5 separate regions of the Mus musculus genome follow, and regions 2, 3, 4 and 5 are each linked to region 1. Evidence: chromatin loops called from intact Hi-C (ENCODE). Cell type or tissue: left cerebral cortex. All regions are shown on one strand. Region 1 holds the start of Nipbl (NIPBL cohesin loading factor). Region 2 overlaps Gm46508 (a long non-coding RNA gene). Region 3 overlaps Nipbl (NIPBL cohesin loading factor). Region 4 has its middle 13 kb from the start of Gm46508. Region 5 has its middle 5.0 kb from the start of Gm46508.

Region 1 (5,000 bases):
CATCACTCTCAGAGCAACTGAGTCTATGGAAGGTCTCAGTTTGGATCCACTGTGTGGTGGTCCATACCAGAAATTTCAGCAATAGACAGGCTGAGACAGGAGGATGGGAATAGTAAGACCGGCCTGCACTATATAGTGAGGGGCTGTCTCAAAACAACAGGGATCTGAAATTTAGGCGAGCAAAATACAAATTGATTCTGTGAAGAAATACTCATAAACCCTGAAATTATTTAATTCTGTTGTCGGAAGACCCTTCAAAGAAAGCGAGCCCTTGTCTTCTTTCATTCCTTATTTTATATGAGGTGGCTAGAAAAGAGCTAATTAGCACCTAATAAATCTTCAGTAGGTTTTGAGGGAATAAATTAAAGTTATTAATTTTAGGTGTTGGGGAGATGGCTCAGTTGGTAAAATACAAACATAAGGACCCGATTTGAGTCCCCAGCAAGCTGGATATAGTAGTGGGCATAGTAGTGCCCATGTGTAATTGCAGCACTGGGGAAGCCAAAAGAAGTAGCTCCCTGAGAATTTTAAACTGGCTAGTTCACTTTAAGCACAGGTCCTCAAGTCCCTGGAAGAAACCTCTTAAAAAGTAAGGTGGACAGCTCCTGTCACACACGTGTACACTCTCACACATAAGAACACACACGCAAAATTGTATTAGTTTAGATGAAATGCCGAAACCATGCCAAGATTTTGTACCCAACAGCATATCAACTGTCTCTACTGAAGCATGCACAATCACTAGGTCACCAGTAACATTCAAGGAAGTTTGCAGGAGGGTAAATAAATCTGCTTCCGTGGGAAACGGAACGCATGAGGAAGATTCTAAGCCACTTGGAAGTTACTTAAAATCTGTTTTCAAAACTAATTAATACGGTGCAGATTGACTCTACCAAATAATATTTAATTATTTGGGTATAAAATAGCTACTAAAACAGTATCCTTGTCTAAAAATTCTGTACATGTAAAGAAAAGAAACAGAACTAAATAAAGTCTTTACTGTACAGCTTCCAGCCCACTGCTATATTAAATTCTAAGATCTACTCTCCAGCTACTGGGAAATAAAATTTCTTACATTTGTACTTTTCCAAAATGCCTTTCAGTAAGCTAAGTAAATCTAAAGAGACGTCAACCCCAACGGTGAGCAAAATACCAACACGAGGCTTCCCTCATGTTTCACAGAACCTGTATTTCAGAAAATCTAAAAATCCCTGTAGCTTTTGCTTTGACAGCATAATTAAGTAGTAACCGAAGTCCTTTCCACACCCTCTCTGAATCCCAGTGCCCGGCATGCATTAGGTCACCAATAAATACTTGCTGAATGAACTTTTCCAGTAATGCTGCTGTATCTGAGCCGAGCCAATCAAATTCTTAGACTTCGGTTCAGTCAGTCAGTCAGTCTTGCATGTATTTGCAAGAAAGGGGGGGGGGGGGGGCAGACAGGATTAAGAATGCATTTTTGTGAGTCACTAGAGTAATATGAATTAGCCCACTAGGGGCAAGGCCACGTGATCAACAAATGTCCAGGCCTCTGCCATGCCATCTAGAGAAACCTAAAAGCAATCATCTTTATGAGCTTTCGAATGTCTAGAAGAGAGCTTTCTCCTGACCTCTAATAACCTTATCTCGGTTCCATCTAAACATTTTTCCAGTTTTCACCGTCTTTCATAAAAGTTCTGTTAGGTATTGATAAACTCATAGTAAAGGGTAGAGTTCAGAAGTGAGGGAGGGGAGTGACTGAGCCATCCACAGCGCGCTATGCAGAACACCTGCGAAGGAAAGTTAAACTTCATTTCCTGAAGCCCTGAAGGCTACTGGGGAAAAAGAGCCAGACGAGATAGAAAGCCCGGAGGAAAAAATGAGAACGACGCCGCCAACATGGAAGGTAAACAGAAGTGCTGGAGGCACCAGGGTGACATGGGGCAAAACCCTGATGACGAGGGCGCCGCCAAGTCCCAGGGGCACTCTGGGGAAGGGGACGGCAGAAGCATGGCGAGGCTTAGTTCTATTTGCACGGATATCAAGCCCGGACCTTTTCCCCCACTTGCAGGACTCCTTGGGCCGAAGTCACCGCCCTGACTTACTCCCTCTGGTCGCGATAGTCATCTAGTGTCAGGAGTGCAGAAATGACAAAATCTTTAACACCTCACCCCCAGTGACTTCTAAAGCAAAAGAATAACCTGTAGGCGAGCTGTCCTATACATCAGTGCATAGACAAGCAAACGATTAACGCTGACAACTTATTTTATTTAAAAAAATATAATATGGTTCCTCCTGAGTAAAATGTGCTTACCTACTGGCACTTTTTACCTGAAGAATTAGCCCCCTTACAATTTATACAAAAACAAACAAACAAACAAGCAAGCAAACAGAAAACTGTGTGGCGATGAAATGCCCTCCGGTTTTACAGTAAGACACTACCATCGGGTACGGTACTGTATTCGTATTCACATTTTGTACTCCAGCCTTGTCCAGAGCCTCTGAGTTTTCAACATACAGAGGAAAACGATGTTTTGAAGTGCGCCGGTGCCGGGGCTCCGGTGCCCGGCGTCAGGATGGCCTGGGCTCCACCCACACCTAGATCGCAGCGCCAGAGCGACCGGCTCCTTGCTTGCACAGCGTCGCCTACAGGCCTTATCCCGACTACCAGGGAGGCAATCAAAACCACCGCCAAAAAGGAAAAAAAAAAAAAAAAAAAAAAAAAAAAGAGGCAAGTCCAGCAGCCCTCTCGTATTTCCAGAAATTAATGCACCACCACCACCACGATCACGATTCCAACTCAGCCAGGCTGGGAGTCTTCACCTCCGAGGACTGTGTTCTTCGCAGAAAATAACCCAGACAGACATAGGATCCGGCCGCTCCCGGGACGATCCATCCATCACGGCTGCGGGAACAGCGTTTGAAAGGTCGGCATCCAACCCGCCGGCAGCGGGAGCTCGGCTTCCCCCCGGGGCCCGGGGCCGGCCAGTCAGGGAGAGCAGCGCGGCCTCGGCTGGCCGCCTTCTCCGGGATTGAGGGTGGGGGGCTATGAGGCCCGGAGCGCCTGAGAAGAGGGAGATCCCGGCCTCACGCCACCACAGCGGACCAGCGCCCGGCTGCTGTCGCCTCGAGGGGGACCAAAAGGAAAAAAAAAAAAAAAAAATCAAGCCGGTCACCCGAGCAACGGCGTAGACGCCGTCTTGCAGAAGCGACCCCACGGGCAGCATCCACGGCCGTCCGTTGCACAGGACAAGGGCACGGAGCAGAACCGCCGCTGCTGCTCCCGCTGCCTCCGCCGCTGTCGCCGCCGCCGCCGCGCCTCCGGAGCCCGCGGGAGCCGGCGCGCTGAGGCAGAGCTGCGAGCCCGAGTGGCGGCGGCGGCGGTGGCGGCGGCGGAAGTGGAGTAGGGAAGAGGGGGTGGTTGTTAGTGTTTGGCGCCGGCGGAGGGAGTCATTCCTGCAGCTGCACTTCCGGTCGGCATTTTGTTCTGAGAGGGAGAGACGGAACGAGAGAGAGAGACACACACACACATACACACACACATACACACACACACACACACATACACACACACACACACACACACTGGGCTCCTTCCCCCCCGCCCGCCCTCCCGTCCCTCCCTCCCTCCGTCGGTACCGACTCACCCGACACCAGCAAAGCCGCCAGGGAGGGACGCCCCCGCCGCCAGGAGGATTGGTTCCCGGGCCCGCGGCGATGCCCCCCCGGTAGCTCGGGGCCCCCGGCCGGGTGTTTGTGTGAGTGTTTCTATGTGGGAGAAGGAGGAGGAGGACGAAGAAGAAGCCGCGATTTGTCTTCTCGGCTGCTCTCCCCCCGGCTCTACATGTTCCCCGCACTGAGGAGACGGAAGAGGAGCCGTAGCCACCCCCCCTCCCGGCCCGGATTATAGTCTCGCTCTCTCGCTCTCTCTCTCTTGCCACCGCGGCCTCGGCCTCCGCTTCGGATTCAGACGCCGATTCGCCCAGGTAAATTCCTGCTCTTTTATTTCGGCGGCGGCGGTGGCGGCGGTGGCGCCGGCGCCAGGTCCCTCAGCGTTTCTCCTCCTCGCTCCCCTCCCCGCCGTTTCCTCAGCGGCCCCGGGTCTCTTCCACGGGGCGAGTCGAGAGAGTGAGTTCGCTCGCTCGCTCCTCTCCGGCGGCAGCCACCCTGGGTGGCGGCGGCGGCGGCGGTGGCGGCGGGGTTCGTAGCCTCTCCCGGCCGGCTTCGGTGACGGGGAACCGGGCTCCCTGCCGGGCGGCCGGGGAGGCGTAGGCCCGGCGGAGAGTGCAGGCCGCGGGCCAGCGGAATCTACTTGAGCTCGGGGATTAGGAGAGCTCCGGGCTGAGCGGAGCGACTGCTGGTCGGTGACAGGCCTCGCCCGGGAGAGGAGCCGTAGCTAGTGAGGAGGCGGAAACAATACAACTATCAGCAAATGTGCCCCGATCGTCCCCCATATTTACAACTTTCCCGGTCCGGGAGTGGGGAACGTCCCAGTGAAACAAACAACCCCCCTTCTTCCCCCTGTGACCCCATGAAGGGAGGAAGTAGTTTCAGTTAGTGAAACAAATGTAAATACTCAGACACGGCTACAGTGGTAATTCTCTGCCAAACTTGTTTGGACGTTTTGGAAAGTTAATAAAGACTGGTTTCCTTTGTAAAAGGATCAAACCGTCCACATGTATATTTAATCTAGAAAACCCTAGCGTTGTGCACACTGCACATCCCCGCCCAGGAGCTTTTATGTTGTTTGACAGAGTGTGTTGCACATGGACTTTTTATTCAAAGACCAAGTAGAAAGAACTTGACAGGTTTACTCCGACACTTTGTATTTGTATCTGTTATGTAAGGATAATTTTAAATGACTACATAAAACTCTCTGGATACTTTTTAGCCTAAACGGGTGCAAGAATACAAAGAATTCTAAGTGTTTTTGAGCGTACATGGAGATAAGGATGAAACCTATTTTCTTTCAAAGGATAGAAGTTAAGTTGCACTTAGAATCTTTGGGAGGTTTAAAACAC
Region 2 (5,000 bases), 140 kb before region 1:
ATTATTCTTCCTGAAATTATAAAATAATTACAATATTTCTCTGCTCCCTTTCCTCCATCTAAGCCATCACACATACCCCTCCCCACTCTCCTTCAAATTCATGGACTCTTCTTTCACCAAGTGTTATTGCAAGCACAAATGTTTATATACATATACATATATATTCTCCTTGGGTGACTCTAAAAAAGCACCCAAGGAGGATATATATGTATCTATAAATACATTATTATATATATACATATAAAATATAAAATGTAATATATTATATAATACAGAATACATTATATAATATATAATGTATAATATAATATATAAATGTATAATATATAATATATAAATGTATATACTGGCTAGATTTGTGTCAACTTGACACAGGCTGGAGTTATCACAGAGAAACGAGCTTCAGTTGGGGAAGTGCCTCCACAAGATCCAGCTGTAAGGCATTTTCTCAATTAGTGATCAAGGGGGGAGGTCCCCTTGAGGGTGGTGGCATCTCTGGGCTCGTAGTCTTGGTTCTATAAGAGAGCAGGCTGAGCAAGCCAGGGGAGGCAAGCCAGTAAAGAACATCCCTCCATGGCCTCTGCATCAGCTCCTGCTTCCTGACCTGTTTGAGTTCTAGTCCTGACTTCCTTTGATGATGAACAGCAATGTGGAAGTGTAAGCTGAATAAACCCTTTCCTCCCCAACTTGCTTCTTGGACATAATGTTTTGTCCATGAATAGAAACCCTGACTAAGACAATAAATAATATAATATATGATATATATAATATAATATATATGTATCCTAACTTACTCCATGCTTACTGGGCTACATCATCTTATTCACTGTGAATTCCTGGCCATGATGTTATCTCTGGAGGCTTATGGCAAAGTTTAGGGGCAAGATATGAAGAGCCACAGGAAGATAGACTGCTTGTCTACCCTGCTGTTGTTTAGGGTCACCCAGGGAGGATATATATGTATATATGTATGTATATATCCTAAATATAACCTGTTCAGTTTACAGTTGTTTTCCCTGTGAATATACAAATTTTTGTAACTTTTCCTATGTAGCCGGCTCTGCAATTTATTTTTGTTTTTGGAAATTAAGCAGTGTAACACAGCCCCATGTTATGGGAATATTGACACATCCATCTCAACGTGTCTTAACAACTGTTTCATTTGATTGTATGTACACATTCAGTCCCTACTTAGTTAAATCACATGTAAGTATTAGACAGGGTCTCTTCTCCTTTGTAAAGCTATTCTTAATCTTGTAATTAAAATTTGGATGCATGCCTCTTTAAACACAAATGTAACTCAACAGAATAAATTCCAGGATGTGGCCTTGCAGATGGCCACTGGGAAACTGCGCTCTCAACCTTCTATGGACAGTTTATTGTGAATGAAGAGGCTCAACTTGTGAAGCTTCTCACACACTTCGGTGTCCAAGAGAAGGAGATGGAATTGCCAATAGGAGTTAACAACATTAATCAATTCAGAGCTGAAGCAGATTGAGTCTTGAACAGGTTAATCATCAATGAGCAAATTCATAGAGAAGTCAGGGCCCAAGAGTGATCCCAGACGATGTGCAAGCTGGCGTTATGTCTAGTGACTATAAGACCGCTCCTCTTCAGGAATACCCATGTATGTAGGCTGGGAAAGGGAGTCTCTGGGGGAAAGGAGCTGTGTCAGGCTCTGTGGGCATGGCTGTGTGAAGTCTCGGTGACCCAAGTTCACGGCACCAGTATCATCAACCTTCATTCTTCGCAGCAAGCAAAGAGGAGCTTCCTGCCTCCTGTGTGCCATAGAGGTGACATAGCCACATGCCCGTGGAGCCCCTTTGTTTACGCAAACACTAACTTCATCGCTGCAGTCATGTGAGGGACACATAGCAAGCACACAGACACGGACACTGTATTTGAGAGTTGAACATTTGTGTAAAAATCAACTCTTTCTTATAGTTTTGAACGTATATAAACATATTTTATGTGGTAAAAATAGTAGGCCAGACTTTTAATATTAATATCTCAACAAAAAGTGGGAGAAAGATCTTGGATACATTCGGTTTTGTTTTTGTTATGGTTTTTGTATTTCATTAGCTACACATCGATTTTGTAAGAAGTAAATGGGAATGGTCATTCCAGGATCTGCCACCAGAGGGCACTGACGCAAACCCAATCAGTCTCACAATGCTTCTCAAATAGCTTCTCAAAGCTATTGAAAGCGTCCTCCGTGAACAGAATGCCTTCACTTCCTTCACTTGAGGAAAACTTTGAATACAACTACGTCACGCTAGAATTGACTGGAAGCACAAAGTATTTTACGTGCAATCATGATATGGGTGTGTATTTCCGGATTTGGTGTATGTAAATGTCTTATTAAAAGTAACCATATAGCTAGGTGGGGTGGTACACATCTTTAATCCCAGCACTGGGGAGGCAGAGACAGGTGGATCTCTGTGAATTCGAGGCAAGCCCGAATAAATAGAGAGTTCTAGGACAATTGGGGCTAAGAAACCCTGTCTCAAATATACATGTGTTTGTATGTATGTGAAATATAGATATATAGTTATATATAATAACATATATAATTCAATTGTATGTATTATAATTGAAAATAAAAAGGAGCCCAGAACATGTGCAGAATGCCTTCAACTCTTCTGCTCATTTTTCTGGATTTTCTAGTTCCCACTCTTTTTTTGGTTTTTTCAAGACAGGGTTTCTCTGTGTAGCCCTGGCTGTCCTGGAACTCACTCTGTAGACCAGGCTGGCCTCGAACTCAGAAATCCGCCTGCTTCTGCCTCCCAAGTGCCGGGATTAAAGGCGTGCGCCACCATGCCCGACAAGCTCCCACTCTTTATCACAAGCTCCAATGAGGCTGTACAGCAAGTAGGGCGTCTGAACAAGGGCTGGCTCCCAACCCCAGTTTTTCTATGTGATAATTTCACAATCTCCAGAGAGCCTTGGTTCCCTCACTTGTAGGACTAAAGCAAGTCGGAGCTTGCAAAACCTTTCATGATGTGTAAGGCTGTTCTGATAAAGCCCCCAAACACATTCAGGGTGATCACTTCAAGGCTGGCATTTAAGGGGATCACATGGAAGGTCCATGTTCACTAAGATGAAAAAAAAACAAAAACAAAAAAACCTACCACAGGCTGGAGAGATGGCCCAGCAGTTAAGAGCACTGACTGCTCTTCCGAAGGTCCAGAGTTCAAATCTCAGCAAACCACATGGTGGCTCACAACCATCTGTAATGAGATCTGATGCCCTCTTCTGATGTGTCTGAAGACAGCTACAGTGTACTTACATATAACAATAAATAAATCTTTGGGTCAGGGCGACCAGGGCCAGAGCGAGCTGAGGACCTGAGTTCGATTCCCAGCAATCACATGATGGCTCACAACCATCTGTATAGCTACAGTGTACTTGTATACATAAAATAAATACATAAATCGTAAAAAAGAAAGAACTGCCGGGCGTGGTGACTCACACCTTTAATCCCAGCACTTAGGAGGCAGAGGCAGGCAGATTTCTGAGTTCGAGGCCAGCCTGGTCTACAGAGTGAGTTCCAGGACAGCCAGGGCTACACAGAGAAACCTTGTCTTGAAAAACCAAAAAAAAAAAAAAAAAAAAAAAAAAAAAAAAAGAACTACCATTATTCCTACAGTAAAGACAAGGAAACTGTCATATATGTCAGACGTCACACACAGAGCTAATAAATGGTAAGAAGACCCATGTTATTTTTACTTTCCACACCGCCTTCCTGTGGAGGGCAGACAGAAACTATGCTTACATTAACTGAAATGAGAAGGCCCACCCTATATATGAGACATAAGAGAAGAATCAGTTCTGCTTTTTGCCTGCTTGCTTTGAGTCTTGTTCAGGTGTTCATCTACCCTACTGCTGCTACTGCCATCCTTCCCTGAGCTTCTTCAAACTTCCAACGTGGACTGAAGACTAGTGACGCTCCAGAAATCATTCTCCAGCCCTTCAGGGTTAGATTAGGACCAAGCAGACACCCATTCGCTCAGACTGAACAACCTGCTGGGTCTCAGTTTCTCCAGTGTGAAGACAGCAATGTTGGACTACCCTGCCCGTATTGAACAAGCCAACCTAATCTAGGTCCTGTTAATATATCGTCCTTCTATTGGGTCTGTTCCTATAGAGAGCCCTGACTGATACAGCTCCCAGGACCTGCGTGAGGAAACTGATGAATGTGCTTCCAAAGCAGGTTCTAGGGGGTCGGGGGATGTGAAACACAATTTGCTTTGAAACATCAAAAGAACTTTACAAAACAAATAATTGTTATCTGCATTATTGCTATCAACCCCACTATGATCAGATTCATCAGAAGTCGAGCAGGTCATATGGTAGCAATGCACACGAACTGTAATCCAATCCCATATATAAATTATATATATATATAATCCTCAAAGAAAAGTAACCATTCTGAGGAACAGGCAACCCATCAGTTACCGAGCTAGGACAAGGACTGAATGGAGGCTCTGAGACACGATCACAGGTGGTCCAGGACCTAGAAGGTAGCCAGCCACACGTGGGTGAAAAAGGACATGCACGGAGTGATGGGGTCGCAGGAGCCTGACTCTGCTGACAGCGTAAGGTTTCAGAAGGGGTTTCACGTAGCCCAGAGACTCCTGGGAAGTCTGAACCCCAGGTGGCCTTAGCCCTGGAACCAAAGAGAAAGATGTTTACTGCTTGTCTCTGAGCCGGCCCCCATCACAGCTCCTTGTAATCGGGATTGCCTTTGTCCCTGCCGTACCAGTAGCTCCCTCGGTGACTCTTCACAGCCTCAAATCAAAAAGGCCCAACACCCTCCTTCTCCAGCACAGGAAGAGGCCTTGCCAACATCTGTCCTGAAGCATCAACGTCAACTGCTTTGGGCAGCAGCACCCCCAGAGCCCTGGGCTCAGTGTGTTCTTGTTGCACAGGCAGTGGGAAGCAGAGGCCTGCTGCTGCTGCTCCAGCAGGCCAGACAGAAGCTAATTACAGCAACCTGA
Region 3 (5,000 bases), 63 kb after region 1:
GATGGCTCAGTGAGTAAAAGCACTCACTGACTGCTCTTCTGAAGGTCCTGAGTTCAAATCCCAGAAACCACATGGGCTCACAACCATCTGTACAACTACAGTGCTCATATACATAAATAAATCTTTTTTAAAAAGTTTTATACAAACTGTTCTCAAAGTCTGTATCTAGCCTCCACTCTAGATTTACACTTAAACACACACACACACACACACACACACACACGAAAAATAGGCAGTTGAAGTGTGTAGAAATCAGAGTTGTACGTACTAACTGGAGTTAGCAGCATAGAAGTGCTGATTTGTTTGTTTTTTAAACTGTAGCCTGAAGGAGATCTCTAGGGGAATGAGGGCAGGAAGATGCAGAGGAGCAAAGTAGGAATCCAGGAGGAGGGAGGGAGCATGCACAGTCTGTACTGTTGTTTTGGGAGACGAGGAAGAGAATGGTCAGTTGTAAATGTTGGGACAAGTGATGAGGGCCTGCGGCTTGCTTGTTCATTGAGTTAACAATGTCGTTTTGATGACTGACTGTTGTGAGGCATTTGGAGAAATGGTGTGAGTGAATATAGAAATGTTCAAGAAAAGTTGAGATGAGGATAGACAGCTGAAGAACCTTGTGAAAATAAATAGGACTACTAAGTAGTAATTGGGGGAATCAGGTTTTTGTTTTGTTTCATTGGGAATATGGAACATTAATACCAGGTACATATGTCTTGCTGATTAGAATGATTCAGTAATAAGAAAAATTGTACAAAAGGCTTGCTTGAATGGTATCTTTAGATCAGAGAGAGAGAGATTATGTGCATGCAATATATGATGGTTTTGTGCATAGTCTGTAGTCTTTCAAAGTTTTTTGGGGGGTGAGGGGTAATTTTCTTAATGATGTTAAATGTATATGGATGTTTTGCCTACATGCATGTCTGTACACCTTGTATTTGGCTGGTGCCCATGGAAACTAGAAGAGGGAATTAGGTCCCTTGGAACTGGAATTAAAGATCGTTTTAAGCGTCAATGTGAATACTGGGAATCAAACATGGGATCTTTTGGAAGAACAACCAATGTTTTTAACTGCTAAGCCATTTCTTCAGGCTTTGATCTTATTTCTTTTTTTTTTTTTTAAGATTTATTTATTATTATATGTAAGTACACTGTAGCTGTCTTCAGACACTCCAGAAGAGGGGGTCAGATCTTGTTATGGATGGCTGTGAGCCACCATGTGGTTGCTGGGATTTGAACTCTGGATCTTCGGAAGAGCAGTCAGGTGCTCTTACCCACTGAGCCATCTCACCAGCCCCTGATCTTATTTCTTTAACTAAAATTTACTAAAATATCTGAATCTGATCCCATTTGTTGTCCCAGTAAGATGTATTAATTAATGAACTGTGTACAAATCTGTGCCATATTATGATCAAAAATCAAAGTAGCCAGTTTCTTGTAAAGGTTTGTAAGTCAAAGGTGGGCATGACAGTGCTTTCTTGAGTTAAAAGTTAGCTAGGGCAGATATTGAGAATCTGCCTCCAAAATATAAGAGGGAGGGGGAGGTGAGAAAGGAGGATCTTTTTTTTTTTTATTGATTATTTTACTTATTTACATTTTAAATGTTATTCCTGCTTCCTGGTTTCCCCTCCACAAGTCCCCTATCTCACCCCTCTCCCGGCTTCTATGAGGGTGCTCCCCTACCCACCCACCCACCCACTCACTCCCGCCTCACCGCCCTAGCATTTTCCTCATTGGGGGATCAAGCCTTCACAGAACCAAGGGCCTCTCCTCCCATTGATGATAAGGCCATCCTCTGCTACATATGGGACTAGAGCCATGGATCCCTCCATGTGTACTCTTTGGTTGGTGGTTTAGTCCCTGGGAGCTCTGGGGGGTCTAGTTGGTTGATATTGTTGTTCTTCCTATGGGGTTGCAAACCCCTTCAGCTCCTTCAGTCCTCCCCCTAACTCCTCCATTGGGGACCGTGTGCTCAGTCCAGTGGTTGGGTGCAAGCATCCGAGTCTGTATTAGGCTCTGGCAGGGCATCTCAGGAGACGGCCATATCAGGCTCCTGTCTGCAAGCACTTCTTGGCATTGGCAATGATGACTGGGTTTGGTGGCTGCATATGAGTTGGATCCCCAGGTGAGGCAGTCTCTGGATGGCCTTTCCTTCAGTCTCTGCTCCATTCTTTGTCCCTATATTTCCTTTAGACAGGAGCAATTCTGGGTTAGAATTTTTGAGAAGGGTGGATGGCTCCCAGGATCCAACAGGGATGAGATTAGCTGAAACAACAAAGGGGAGAGTGAACCTGTAAAGACCATATCCAGAGGTTAGGCATGAAAAGGGAATGACTCTTAAGACAGCTAGATGCCACCACAAGGCTAAGACTACTTGTAATTTAATATTAATACAGAAGTTACTGTATATCTAAGTTTTTCTTAATTTTGCATGCATCAAAAAAAGTTTCGCTGTGTGAGTGCTTAAACAAAACATTACACACTTCATCACTTCTTGCTTTCTAATGATGTTGAGTCATCAGTTTGGAAAAAATTGGCCAACTTTCCTCACAGTAGTTTATTAAGTTTTTTACTTTCCCACTTACAATAGTTGAAAGTGTGCCCTCTTGTGGCGTTCTTAGATTGCAGATTATCATTCAAGCAGGTTTTGCTTCAAACCTGAGAGTTAAGTCTTTACTGTTATACTTTTAAAACTGGAACTTAATTCGAAAGAAATAAAATAGTGGCTTTATTTTATACTTCTAATACCATCTCTGTTTAAGAAACCTTTTACAGTAGTCTTAATTAGGGGGTGCAGAGCACATATTTCTTTTGCAGTATTAAAAGGACAAATTATTTTTATGTTGGGGGGAAGATAGACTACCAAACTAAACTGTAGTAGCACTTTGACACATCTTCTATGAAATCTTTGTAATTTAATTTAATTTCTTATCATTTTGAGACAGGGTCTCATGTAGCTCTGTGTAGCAGAGGGCTTCTTTGATTTCCCAGTTTTAGTATGTGCTTACTATACCCTATTTTTGAGGTGCTAGGGACGGAATCCTGGGCTTCATGCATGCTCATCAATGGTTCTACCAACTGAGCTACATCCCAAAACTCCACTCTATAAATTTCAAAGTTACTCTGGGATTCAAGACTAGTTTTTCCTGATGTAGTTTGTATGTTTATATATTGAGATGGCCAGGCTTTTGTCTAGCTACTTGATCCTAACTATATTCAGCTATAACTATTTAAAGTCAGTTCACATGAAATAATTGGGGGGGGGGGTGTCAGGAAAGCAAGTGTTTATTATTTTGTTCCTTAGCAAGCACAACTTCTTTTTAAACTGCTCTTGGAAAACTGACAATCCCAACCTGACTTGCTTAGTGGTAACTTTTCCCTCTATAATAAGTTCAGTAGCGTAAGTGTACGCTTCTGCGTTGTGTCTGTACAGTTCATTATACATAGTAACATAAAGCTACATGGTTTAGGCATATATACATAAACATTCTCAGTATGTAGTGTGGTGATTGCAGGGAGCTACTAAAGGTAAAGCAGGTGTCCCAAATAGCTCTGTCCCATTTTATACTGTTGTTACTTCATGATGGTAATTGGGAATTCTAGAAAAGCAAAATGTTGGAAAGGAAATAGATTTTCACAGGAGGTGCTGATTGATAACTTTGATGTTGAGCTAGGATTTGAGAAAGATCTGTTCATCTGCGATGAGTAAAATGCGAAAAAGAATCCGGTCTTGAGTAGTAGATGGGAAGGAGAATCTGAAGGGAGACTCTTGTGACTCGTGTGAAATGATCACACAGTGCAGGGTAGATTTACTTACTTACCTCTGCACCTTGTTTTCAAATGGACTTGAGGCCATTTATAAAATTAAACATAATATTAACTAGAGTAATCAAATATATGAGGGTGTATGTGTGTGCCTGTGTGAGTCCTGCCCATACAGATGTGTGTGAAGACCAGTGGTTGATAAAGGGATGTCTTCTTCAAAACTTGTCCCCACATTTTGAAGCAGGATCTCTTAGTGACCTTTGAGCTTGCCATTTAGACTTTGCTTCCTCTTCCCTCCAGGATCTGCTCACCTGTGCCTGTCCCAGTGCTCGGCTTCCATGCAGACAGACAGCTTTCCAATTCAGCCCTCTCCCTCGCCCTAACTATGCTAGCTTTCCTACACCCCCCCCCAAATTTACATTAACAAAGAAAAACATCAATTACTTAAATAGTCCATATTTATGAATTTTGGATCAAAGATGAAAATAATGTTATATAATGACATAGCAGTGACGATTTTGAAGTACAGCGTCAGACATGTGTCTATTCTTCAGCGAGGCTCTAGCAGTGTAGTGTATTGTCGTATCCTTGCATCCTTGCTTTATAGCCTTTTTCATGCCCAAGAATATAAAATTGGCTTAGAAATGCCTTTATTCAGGCTAATTGTGGCACCAGAGGTCTGTAATCCTAGCACTTGCTGAAGCAGAAAGCTTGTTGAATTCAAGGCAAGCCTGGGCTGTATAAGGAGATCCTATCTTCAAAATACATAAATAGGTAGGTAGGTAGGTAGGTAGGTAGATAGATAGATAGATAGATAGATAGATAGATAGATAGATAGATAGATAGATAGATATCTTAAGCATGAAAGAAAAGGAATACTCAAGTTCAGATCCTAACTCTTGTAGCCATAACTATTCAGGTCCTAAGACTTAAGTTTTCATCTGGAGAATAAAGATAATCATTATGATAACCTTCTTATGTTATAATTGGGAAAGATACATATATGTGCCTGGCAGGTAAGAAGTGCTTAAAAACAGACGTCCTTCTACACTGTTCCTTCACTTCCTCTAGTTTCTGCTTTTGCAGATTTATCAGCCTTTATCCAAAATGCTTGGTGTCAAAGCTGTTGTGTATTTCAATGTTTGAGTGTGGTGTTTTGTTTTGTTTTGTTTTAGTTTGGGAATATTTGTATATACGTAGTGAAGTACTTTGAGGATGAAACCCAAGTCTGGTCATAAAAT
Region 4 (5,000 bases), 120 kb before region 1:
AATCCTCATGACACATAATGACAGCCTCAAACTTCTAAGTGCTCGGCACATGCCAGGTAAGTATTATCCAATAAGGTAAGTATTATCATTACCCTCACTTTACAGATGTGAACATTGCAGGTTAAACGGGTTAAATAATTTGCCCAAATCAACCTAACTAGGCAGTTAATTAACTTAGTAAGTGACAGATCTGGGGGACCTGTACCTCCCTGCTAATTGTGCCTTTACAGAGGAAGCCTTTAGTATATGTTTATGAATTAATGCAGTGTTGGCTACCAAAATGAGCAGAATGTGTGGCCTCCCATAGATATCCATACCCCAATCCTAGGAACCTGTAGACACAGGAGATTAAATTTTGAAGAGGCATTAGGGATGCAATTGACTCTAGGTTTGCTAATCAGGGCACCTTAAAATAGGGAAATTATCCTTCGCGTCGATACCTAGATGGGCCCAATGAGATCATATGGGTCCCTAAAAGAGGATGAGGGAATTGAAGATAGCTCTCAAGACGATTCGATTTATGGATTTGAGATGTCATTGCTGATTCTCCAGAGGGAGGAAGGTGCCCCTTGGAAGACGAAGAAATGAATTTGGCCTGAAGTCTCACACAATAAGACAGACCATGTCAGATTTCTAACCTACAGAAATGTACGATGATAGACTTGGTTATCATAAGTACAAATTTGATATTTGTACTGATCTTTTATGAAGGCAGCTGACCCGAGGCAGACTGGTTCCAGATCCCCAGCCAAATCCAAACTATCCCCAAGAACTGGCATTGACTGACCCGGTGAAAACTGAGTAAGCCATTCTTTTTAGAACACGAATAACTGACCCTACCTCCACAGCAGTTCTTTGTAGGCAGAGATTATGCCACACACAGTATAGCCTGATTTCTGGGCTGTGCCTTTCCTATTCAGTCCCCACAACTGTTCTGAAAATGACTTTACCAAGAACGATGTGAAACTGAGAGTCATGTGTTAATGGCAAAATTTCCTCAGGAAGATTATGATGACAATCAAAACATGTATGGTATCCTTTTAAAATATCATTACTCCTGTTTTTATTCCAAAGCACTTCCCATGTATTATGTTAGGTGTCTACGCCAGGCCTTAAGTGTGCCTAAGTGGCAGTGTCAAGTGCACACCATGGCTTTTGGATTGCAGTTTTTGAATTGATTCCAAGAATTTTATTCGTAAAATTCCCAAATAGCACTGTAAGGGGGAGAAAGCATTCTTCTGAAATGGGGGAAAGCTGCCAGGTAAGTATTGTAGTAAGAGATATGGAGCAGGTATGTGACTGTGACTGTGCTCAGCTCCACGACCCTACTTGCTGAGCCCACACTGACCTAGTGGTATTTAAGTATGTGTGGGCTGTAACAGATTGGCGAGGCTGATGCTGGCATTCACATCCTATTTCCTATTGCTTATTCAGCTGCCTTTGCTGGATATCAGTAATCACCAAGACCCTTTCCTCTCTGCCCCTTCATTCTCAAATGAATGGAGGACACATTGCTCTCAGCTAGTGCCATTTGTAGTTTATGTCCTATAGTCATGCAAACAAAAATAGCATATATATATATACATTTGTATGTATACATGTGTGTGTATTTGTACATATACATATGTATGTATATGTGTATGTATACATATGTGTGTGTATGTATGTCTGTTTGTGTGTGTGTGTATATATATGTATATATATATATATATATATATATATACATTCATTAACATCTTTAGGAAGTAACTTTCTCATGTATAGAATGGCAACATTAAAAGGTTTTGTTTGAAGCCTTTAAACAAAGGTGGTGGCGCACGCCTTTAATCCCAGCACTTGGGAGGCAGAGGCAGGCGGATTTCTGAGTTCCAGCCAGCCTGGTCTACAAAGTGAGTTCCAGGACAGCCAGGGCTATACAGAGAAACCCTGTCTCGAAAAACCAAAAAAAAAAAAAAAAAAGGTTTTGTTTGTTTGTGTTTTGCTTTTGCTGGCCTCTGTGCTGTTAAGGATGGCCTTGAACTCCTGATCACCCCCTGCGCTGAGAGGACTCGAGATTTTATGTGGTACTGAGGCCCATACACAAAGCACAGTGCTTGCTAGGAAGGCAGTCTACCAAATGAACTATGTGCCCAGCCCCTGCTTACTTCTCTACAGGTGACGTTTATATAGTGACGTGTGTGTTCCAGCAATAGAGTCAATAGCACAAACAAGCACCTCCTCTTGTGAAGTTACGTACGAGCTTCTGGGAGCCTTTCAGAAAAAGTGAAACAACTTTGCCCAAGGTCACATATTTGACGAAGGGCAGCCAGTTTGGGACAGCTCACTGTATCTGGAAGGCCGTGTACTTTCCACCCTGCCGCGCTATCTCGGGTTTGTTCCCGATTCCTTCAGAGCCACCTGTTCCCATCCTCATGCCACCCACGAGAAGATAAAACAGAACTGACTCCCCAGGAACTCCAGAGAAAACAAGAACGCGGGGGGGGGGGCTGGGAAAAGCACGGGCTCCCTGGAGTACTGGGTCCCCCCGTGGGGGTGGGAGGGGGGGTGGGGAGAAGCCGTTGCTCCGCTGCACCTTCTTGGCTTCTCTGCACCCGGGCGCCGCCGGAGCCGGTGGCCAGAGCGATGCTAACCGCAGGCAGGTGCGCTCAGCCCCGCAGTGCGCGTGCGCACAGCCCGGCAGGACGCGCCCGCAGCCCCGCCCTTCGCTGCCGGGTGGAATCCCTCCCAGCTGGGCAGGAAAGCAGTTGTTTGCTTCCTGGTGGAGCGTTCCACTTGAAACGCTTCCACGAGGGCTGTTCTCGCCTCCGACTCCGGGAAGAACTGTAATTAACACAGCAACAAACGCCCACGACGCTAACTGGCAAAGGGAGTGTAACACGAGCCCCGCTGCTCCAACCGAATTGGGCCAATTGCTTGCCTTCCCTCCCTGCCTCCCGATTTGGTCTGTTTTGGTTCCGCACTCATCCAACTGGAGCGTTTCTTAAAACATGTCAGGGGCTGGTGTTTGTGTTTGGAGTCGAACAGTTTCGCAGCCGTCGCTGGAGACGGTGCTCGGCAGGCTGCTGGGCTGGGGACTCGCTTTCAGCTAGTAGCGCGAATGTCAGGTAGAAAAGTTCAGAGAGAGGCTAGAAGGATGCGAGGGAGGAGGGAGACAGCGGGGCCTCGCCCGCCTTCAGTTGTCTGTAGTCGGTCTGTTGTCTTCACCTTAGCAAGACAAGTAGAACCGGTCTGTCTGCTCTCCAACCGGAGAGGGTGGGGCATCCCAACGCACCTGGCGGCAGCTGCGTCCCTGAGATCAAGCTTGGGGCGACTGAAGAAGGGACGGGGCGGGCTCCCGGGGGTGGGGTGGGGGGAGTATGTGCACACAGTACTTGGGTCTGCAGGCGTGCCCAGCAGGCGTTGCGGTGGCCAGGGTTCAGGGATTGTTTTGGTTCTTTGATCTGTGTGTAAGTTGTGATGCTTTGGTTATATTTAACCTTGCATCTGCCGTGTACGGTCCACTGCCCAGCAGCTTCTTGAGAACTGGTTTTGGATAGAATCTCCAGGCTTGCTATAGAACTCTTTTCTGCCTTCAAACTCTTAACAAGACTCTTTGATCAGCGACCTCCCCTGTCGGCTCACTTGGTTCAACGGTTGCCCGGAAGGCATCTGGAGGTGGGGCGCAGTTGGTAGTGTGCCTAGCAGGCATGAAGTCCTGAACTGAGGATTCCCCACCACATCATAGACCTGGTGTAATAACCTAGCCACTTCCCTAATCCCAGCACACCAAACTTGGGGGGCTGGAGGACCCTGAATTCAAGGTGTTTGCCGACAAAATGAGTGAAACCAGTCTGGCTTTTGAAAGACCCCATCAAAAACAAAAGAACAAATAACATTGTACAAAGGGAGATTGCTTTGAGAAATACTGCAGCCTTGTTAAATGTCTGCATCTGTGTGATGTTTAGAAGTAGCTCTCTGGTAACAGACAATGGAGAGAGAGAGAGAGAGAGAGAGAGAGAGAGAGAGAGAGAGAGAGAAGCTTGCTATGCAATCTAGTAGTAAGCACTTGGAGGATAGATGTGGAGTCAAAGCCCAAACAAGAAAGATAAGCATGAGGTAATAGGACAAGTTACCCAAGGCCAAAATGAAGATCAGAAGAACAGCTTAAATGGCAGGTGTTACACATTTAGTGATGTGTTTATAAAGAGATAAAGAAAGGAGGGGGTATGTTTTATGGAGGTATTAGGGGAAGGGGGTGCCTGGGCAGGCCCATGATGAGGCATCCCTTCCCCCTGAGGGACCAGCCACAGGTCGGTGGTGTGGGGAGGGGAGTCAAGAGGGTAGTAGAGGCAGAGAAAGTCAGAGAGGGAGAGAGAGAGAGAGAGAGAGAGAGAGAGAGAGAGAGAGAGAGAGAGAGAGAGAAAGAAGAAGAAGAAGAAGAAGAAGAAGAAGAAGAAGAAGAAGAAGAAGAAGAAGGAGAAGGAGGAGGAGGAGGAGGAGGAAGAGGAGGAGGAAGAAGAGGAAGAGAAGTAGAAGCAGGCCTTGAGCACATGGAGAGAGAGGGGAGAAGGGGATGGGGAATGGGAAGAGAGTGAAGGGGAGCAGAAAGGCAGGAACAAGAGCAAGAGGAGAGTGCAAGCAGCCCCTTTTATAGTGAGTCAGGCATACCTGGCTGTTTCCAGGTAACTGTTGGGTGGAGCTTAGACAGACTACTAACATTTAGTATATCACTGTTCTGACTAGCTACTACCAAGTGTTTTTGTGTCTACAAAGTCACATGTACCTATATATACACATATGTATGTGTATGTATATATATATATATATATATATATATATATATAGTGTGTGTATATACACTTTATGTATATACTTTATATACTTTGTTTGAAATATATAGACATACATACTTTGTAGTAATAGTATATAGATAGTGCCTTACAAATAGTAGGTGACTACTATTTATTGAGTCAAAATCAGGGTCCTTTTATATAAGAGAGAAAAACTCTTAGCACTTTAGA
Region 5 (5,000 bases), 130 kb before region 1:
CAATGTCAGCCAGCTGAACACTGTGAGAGTTATCATTTGAACTGAAGAAGTCTGGGAGAGACCATGTCCTTAGCTGTGTGCTATACAGTATGTGCAAAGAAAAACATGAATAAATCCAGCCATTCCACTGAAGGTATAAAAACGAGTAAGGTCTGTTGTGACTTCTCTTGAGTAATTGTTAAAGACGTTTGTTTACCACAAGGCATTTTTAACATTTTAAGGTTCCAACATATAAGATCGTGCATATTTCTAGTTAAGTATCAGTGGTGATGGAACCACTCAGCAAGTGGTATAGGGGAACACTATGGGAAACAAGTCCACGCGTATGCACTCACACCCACCCAGCAAGAACACACAGGAAAGACGCAGGGACGCTTCTCTTTGCCGCCCAGCACCTACCCCTTGCCCAAGAAGGAGGCTGGTGTTTTCGCCTGCCTGCTCTCTGGAGGACAATTGAAAGCCCCCGATTGTATGAAGCAGGCAGCCTCTGCACACCAGCAGACCTGGCAGAGACTTGCAAGGAACAATGTTAACTCTGGAAACGGGAAGAAAGAAAAAACAAAACAAAACCGGGAGCAGCAACCCAGGAACTGGAGAGCTACTGCAGAACAGCTCGGGGGCACAAGCGCCACACCGCCCAGGCAAGAGGAACAGGGGGAATGGAAATGTATCTCCTTTCTCCGGGACCTGCTGCAGTCCCAGGGAGATCCTAAAAGATCTCCCGGTGAGGTAAAGGATGGACTCGTCCACGTGATGGTTCTTGATGTAGTGGGCAGTGGTCACAGGTGAGCTCCTGAGTCGGACATGGCTTCAAGTTCCACGTCCCCTCTTTCTGGCTGGTGGATTCGAGCCTGCACCTGCTTATGCTTTGTTCACACCAGTTTTTCCTTAATCCTCTCCTGTTTGCCTCCACGTTGAGTCTGACTGACAACCCACAGGAGCTACCCTCGGTTGCCTTCCCGTTCTCATGACTCCCTCAAAAGCCCAGGCAGAATTAACTCTTAAGAAACGCGTGAGTTCTCACCTCTGGACCTTTCCACTTTAGGTTCCTTCTGCCTTTCCTCCTCCCTTTTGATTTAACCTACGGAAACGCCTACCCAAGCTTTGGGTTTCAGGTAATTGCACTTGCTCTGAAGAAGCCTCCCCGGTTCTTTGGTTCTTTTCACCGTGCTCTCAGGAACCAGGTGCCTACTCTCGGGGAACAATTATAACCTCACACCTTAAGGTTGCTGTAATAGAGCACTGAGAACCGACACTGGTGGGCTGGGTGCTTGTTTCTCGGTACATTGACCACTGTGCGAGCTGCAAACCTCGCCTGGGCGCAGATGTACTCTCCACCTTGACCGTGGTTACATCTTTCCTACCTCCTCTATTTCACCTTCCGGCTAGCAGGGAAGTCCCAGAAGGGTAAGGCTTCTCTGTGCCTTGTCATTGATGTACTCTAGCTCAGTGTCTAGGACATACAATGAAGTTTACAAATGCATACGTGTCTATGCACTCAAGGTTCCCCTTGTGCAAAACTAAGGGATCAATACTCATGGTAGTTACATATAACATATAAATATATAAAATATAAACATAATGATAGCATTACAGAGCACCTGAGATGAGATAGAAATCAGTGAACAGACGTATAATGTGAGTTAGAGCTGTGCTGCTGCCCGTCCTGTAAATTCTATGGAAGAGTTAGATTCCCTGGGTTATGTACACGTCCTTCTAGCCACGTTACTGTCTCCCTACCCTACTTTGCAGTGCTTTACTTCACGTAAACCTGTGTTTCCAGGTCTTTGTTAGTCAGTCGATAACTGTGGCTTAATTGGTAACCATAGCCTAGATACTCAAATACACTATTCACATACCTTAGTATCCAAAATAATGAAATCTAGATGAGTGTAGCACCCGTATTTGGGAGGCAGAGGCAGAAATATCATTCCAAGTATGAGGCCAGTCTGGTCTTTGTAGGGAGTTCTGAGCCAGCCAGGGCTTTACCTGTTTCAAAATTAGATAGATAGATAGATAGATAGATAGATAGATAGAATCTTGTATACAACCACTGTAGTAATTTTCAATAACAGTTCTGCATAGTTTTCCCTCACCCCCAACCACCCTCCCCCACATGCACAAACACACACACACACACACACACACACACACACCTCTAGTCTCTGAGAAACACCAAAATATTTTTAAAGGACAAAGGGTTAGCCAGCTACTCTATTCAGCCACTGAGGGATACCTGATGCCAGCTAGAAGTTGAATCAGAGACAAAGACAAATGAAACATGAGACTCGTCCTGGGGAAGTCCCCATCTATTGATAGGACTGGGCACAAGAACAATCATCCCACTAGTGGAACAGAGAAAAACTTGGGGTAGTACCACAGCCTCCCAGAAGAGGGAGTTAGAGAACAACCTAGTCAGAAATGGCGTTGGCTAGCGAGCTCTTTCCAAGAGTCATGGCTCTCATTCACAGTCCCAGGGGAAGATGGGAACTAGTTCATCAGCATCTTTCTCATAAACACTGCTTCAATACATCATAAAGGCCAGTTCCACTGAACAAAGAAGTCACTGAGGACATGGTCCTCATCTGAATATCTCACTGTCACCAAAGTCCACAAGGCCAGGCTTGGAACCTGTCCAGCTGTGCTGACAGGAGTCAGGATTTCTAAGCCCTGGTCATTCTGTTTCACCCTTATGGGGTAGTTGTGTGAATGTGTGGCTGTATTTTGTTTTTCTCCACAGGCTAGTTTAAGTACAGACTTGGCCTTCACCTCTCACAATTCTTTGCTTTGTATCTGAAAACACAAGACCCAAATAAGATTCAGAATGGTTATTAAGTGCAAAGAGAAGTTAATTACGTGCCACAACGTGCTCCTTTATAATTGTTTCTCTCTGTCCCGAGCTTGGCTTCAGGGGAAAGCACATAAAGCAATCCACTGGCAGAGCCAGCCTTCTGAACAGGTGGCAAGACAGTGAACTAACAGCTGTAAGTTTCACACTCAGAAGGCTCCTCTGACCACACCCTATCCTCACTGGGCAGCTTGGACACCACAGTCTCCCAAGATAAAGAACCACACTACTTCCACTCACCGAGAGCAATATTTCTCAAAACCATCAAATACACCCCGGACACTCTAGACACTGAAGGCCAGAGCCCTGGTGAAATGCAAGTCTTGGAACAAGGTCACTTTGGAGTGGTCTCAGCTCCCATGAGTAGGAGCCCAAAAGGCACTGGCCCCTAGAGAAGCATATTGGTTTGTTAGGGTCACCAAGACAAAAGCACCATAAACTAAGTGACTTCAACAACCGAACTATATTTTCTCACCTTCCCACAGTCTTAGTTCATATGGTTGCTACCTGCTGTGTGTGTGTGTGTGTGTGTGTGTGTGTGTGTGTGCCTTTGTCCAAACCTCTTCTGATAGGAACACAAGTCAGGGGATTAGGGCTCACCTCATATGACATTTAGTTAGGTCCATAGAGACCCTTCCTTCCTTCCTTCCTTCCTTCCTTCCTTCCTTCCTTCCTTTCTTTCTTTCTTTCTTTCTTTCTTTCTTTCTTTTTTTATTAGATATTTTCTTTATATACATTTCAAATGCTATCCCAGAAGTTCCCCATACCCTCCCCCCGCCCTGCTCCCTACCCACCCACTCCCACTTCTTAGCCCTGGCATTCCCCTGTACTGGGGCATATAAAGTTTGCAATACCAAGGGGCCTCTCTTCCCAGTGATGGCTGATTAGGCCACCTTCTGCGACATATGCAGCTAGAGACACGAGCTCTGGGGTTACTGGTTAGTTCATAATGTTGTTCCACCTATAGGGTTGCAGACCCCTTCAGCTCCTTGGGTGCTTTCTCTAGCTTCTCCATTGGGAGCCCTGTGTTCCATCTTATTTCTGCTTTTTTTGTTTTTTTTTGGGGTTTGTTTTTTTTGTTTTGTTTTGTTTTGTTTTTTGTTTTTGTTTTTTTGAGTCAGGGTTTCTCTGTATCGCCCTGGCTGTCCTGGAACTCACTCTGTAGACCAGGCTGGCCTCGAACTCAGAAATCCGCCTGCCTCTGCCTCCCAAGTGCCTCATCTTATAGATGACTGTGAGCATCCACTTCTGTATTTGCCAGGCACTGCTATAGTCTCATACGAGACATCTCTAACAGGGTCCCTTCAGCAAAATTTTTCTGACATATGCAATAGTGTCTGGGTTTGGTGGATAATTATGGGATGGATCCCCGGGTGGGGCAGTCTCTGGATAGTCCATCCTTTCGTCTTAGCTCCAAACTTTGTCTCTGTAACTCCTTTCATGGGTGTTTTGTTCCCTATTCTAAGGAGGAATGAAGTATCCACCCATTGCTCTTCCCTCTTCTTGATTTTCTTGTGTTTTGCAAATTGTATCTTGGGTGTTCTATGTTTCTGGGCTAATATCCACTTATCAGTGAGTGCATATCTAATGACTTCTTTTGTGATTGGGTTACCTCATTAAGGATGATATCCTCCAGATACATCCATTTGTCCAAGAATTTCATAAATCCATTGTTTTTAATAGCTGAGTAGTACTCCATTGTGTAAATGTACCACATTTTCTGTATGCATTCTTCTGTTGAGGGACATCTGGGTTCTTTCCAGCTTCTGGCTATTATAAATAAGGCTGCTATGAACATAGTGGAGCATGTGTTCTCATTATCGGGAGAGGCATTGCTGGATCTTCCAGTAGTATTATGTCCAGTTTTCTGAAGAACCTCCAGACTGACTTCCAGAGTGGTTGTACAAGCTTGCAATCCCACTAGCAATGGAGGAGTGTTCCTCTTTCTCCACATCCTCACCATCATCTGCTGTTACCTGAATTTTTGATCTTAGCCATTCTGACTGGTGTGAGGTGGAATTTCAGGGTTGTTTTGATTTGCATTTCCCTGATAATTAAGGATATTGAACATTTTTCCAGGTGCTTCTCAGCCATTTGGTATTCCTCAGTTGAGAAATCTTTGTTTAGCTCTGAACCCCATTTTTAATGGGGT

Evidence for each region. A loop is a pair of places that touch in the nucleus more often than their neighbours do. Peaks named below come from ENCODE experiments on the same cell type or tissue, not always from the same donor. Only the 100,000 strongest peaks of a DNase experiment are listed, where the experiment ranks them.
Region 2: it touches region 1 in a loop (5-fold over the local background); 37 of 42 quality-filtered maps call a loop at or near these places.
Region 3: a loop joins it to region 1, with 4 times the contacts of the local background. A loop is called at or near these places in 21 of 42 quality-filtered maps.
Region 4: a loop joins it to region 1, with 5 times the contacts of the local background. A loop is called at or near these places in 18 of 42 quality-filtered maps.
Region 5: a loop joins it to region 1, with 4 times the contacts of the local background. A loop is called at or near these places in 33 of 42 quality-filtered maps.

What each region holds. Positions count from the first base shown.
Region 1 is chr15:8,443,090-8,448,089 of GRCm38, reverse strand. Nipbl (NIPBL cohesin loading factor) reads left to right here and starts at 3,627. Exons shown (of 47, transcript NM_027707.3): 1 at 3,627-3,965. LOC102634078 reads right to left here. Exons shown (of 3, transcript XM_017316813.1): 2 at 4,126-4,375; 3 at 2,227-4,027. The coding sequence ends at 2,799. In left cerebral cortex, CTCF peaks have their summits at 1,517, 2,625, 3,992 and 4,230; DNase peaks (open chromatin) are centred at 2,608, 2,841, 3,431, 4,276 and 1 more place; H3K4me3 peaks cover 4,534 bases; H3K27ac peaks cover 2,226 bases.
Region 2 is chr15:8,587,083-8,592,082 of GRCm38, reverse strand. The region is part of intron 1 of Gm46508 (a long non-coding RNA gene); the gene reads right to left. Among named protein-coding and RNA genes, the nearest start is that of Gm46508, 6.9 kb to the right of the region's middle. In left cerebral cortex, a CTCF peak has its summit at 2,127 (motif pointing right); a DNase peak (open chromatin) is centred at 2,142.
Region 3 is chr15:8,379,998-8,384,997 of GRCm38, reverse strand. All of the region lies in intron 1 of Nipbl (NIPBL cohesin loading factor), which reads left to right. Among named protein-coding and RNA genes, the nearest start is that of Nipbl, 62 kb to the left of the region's middle. In left cerebral cortex, a CTCF peak has its summit at 2,608 (motif pointing left); a DNase peak (open chromatin) is centred at 2,585.
Region 4 is chr15:8,567,087-8,572,086 of GRCm38, reverse strand. No RefSeq gene overlaps it. Among named protein-coding and RNA genes, the nearest start is that of Gm46508, 13 kb to the left of the region's middle. In left cerebral cortex, no CTCF peak of the experiment used is centred here; DNase peaks (open chromatin) are centred at 2,364 and 2,818; H3K4me3 peaks cover 1,406 bases.
Region 5 is chr15:8,575,151-8,580,150 of GRCm38, reverse strand. No RefSeq gene overlaps it. Among named protein-coding and RNA genes, the nearest start is that of Gm46508, 5.0 kb to the left of the region's middle. In left cerebral cortex, a CTCF peak has its summit at 2,392 (motif pointing right); a DNase peak (open chromatin) is centred at 2,419.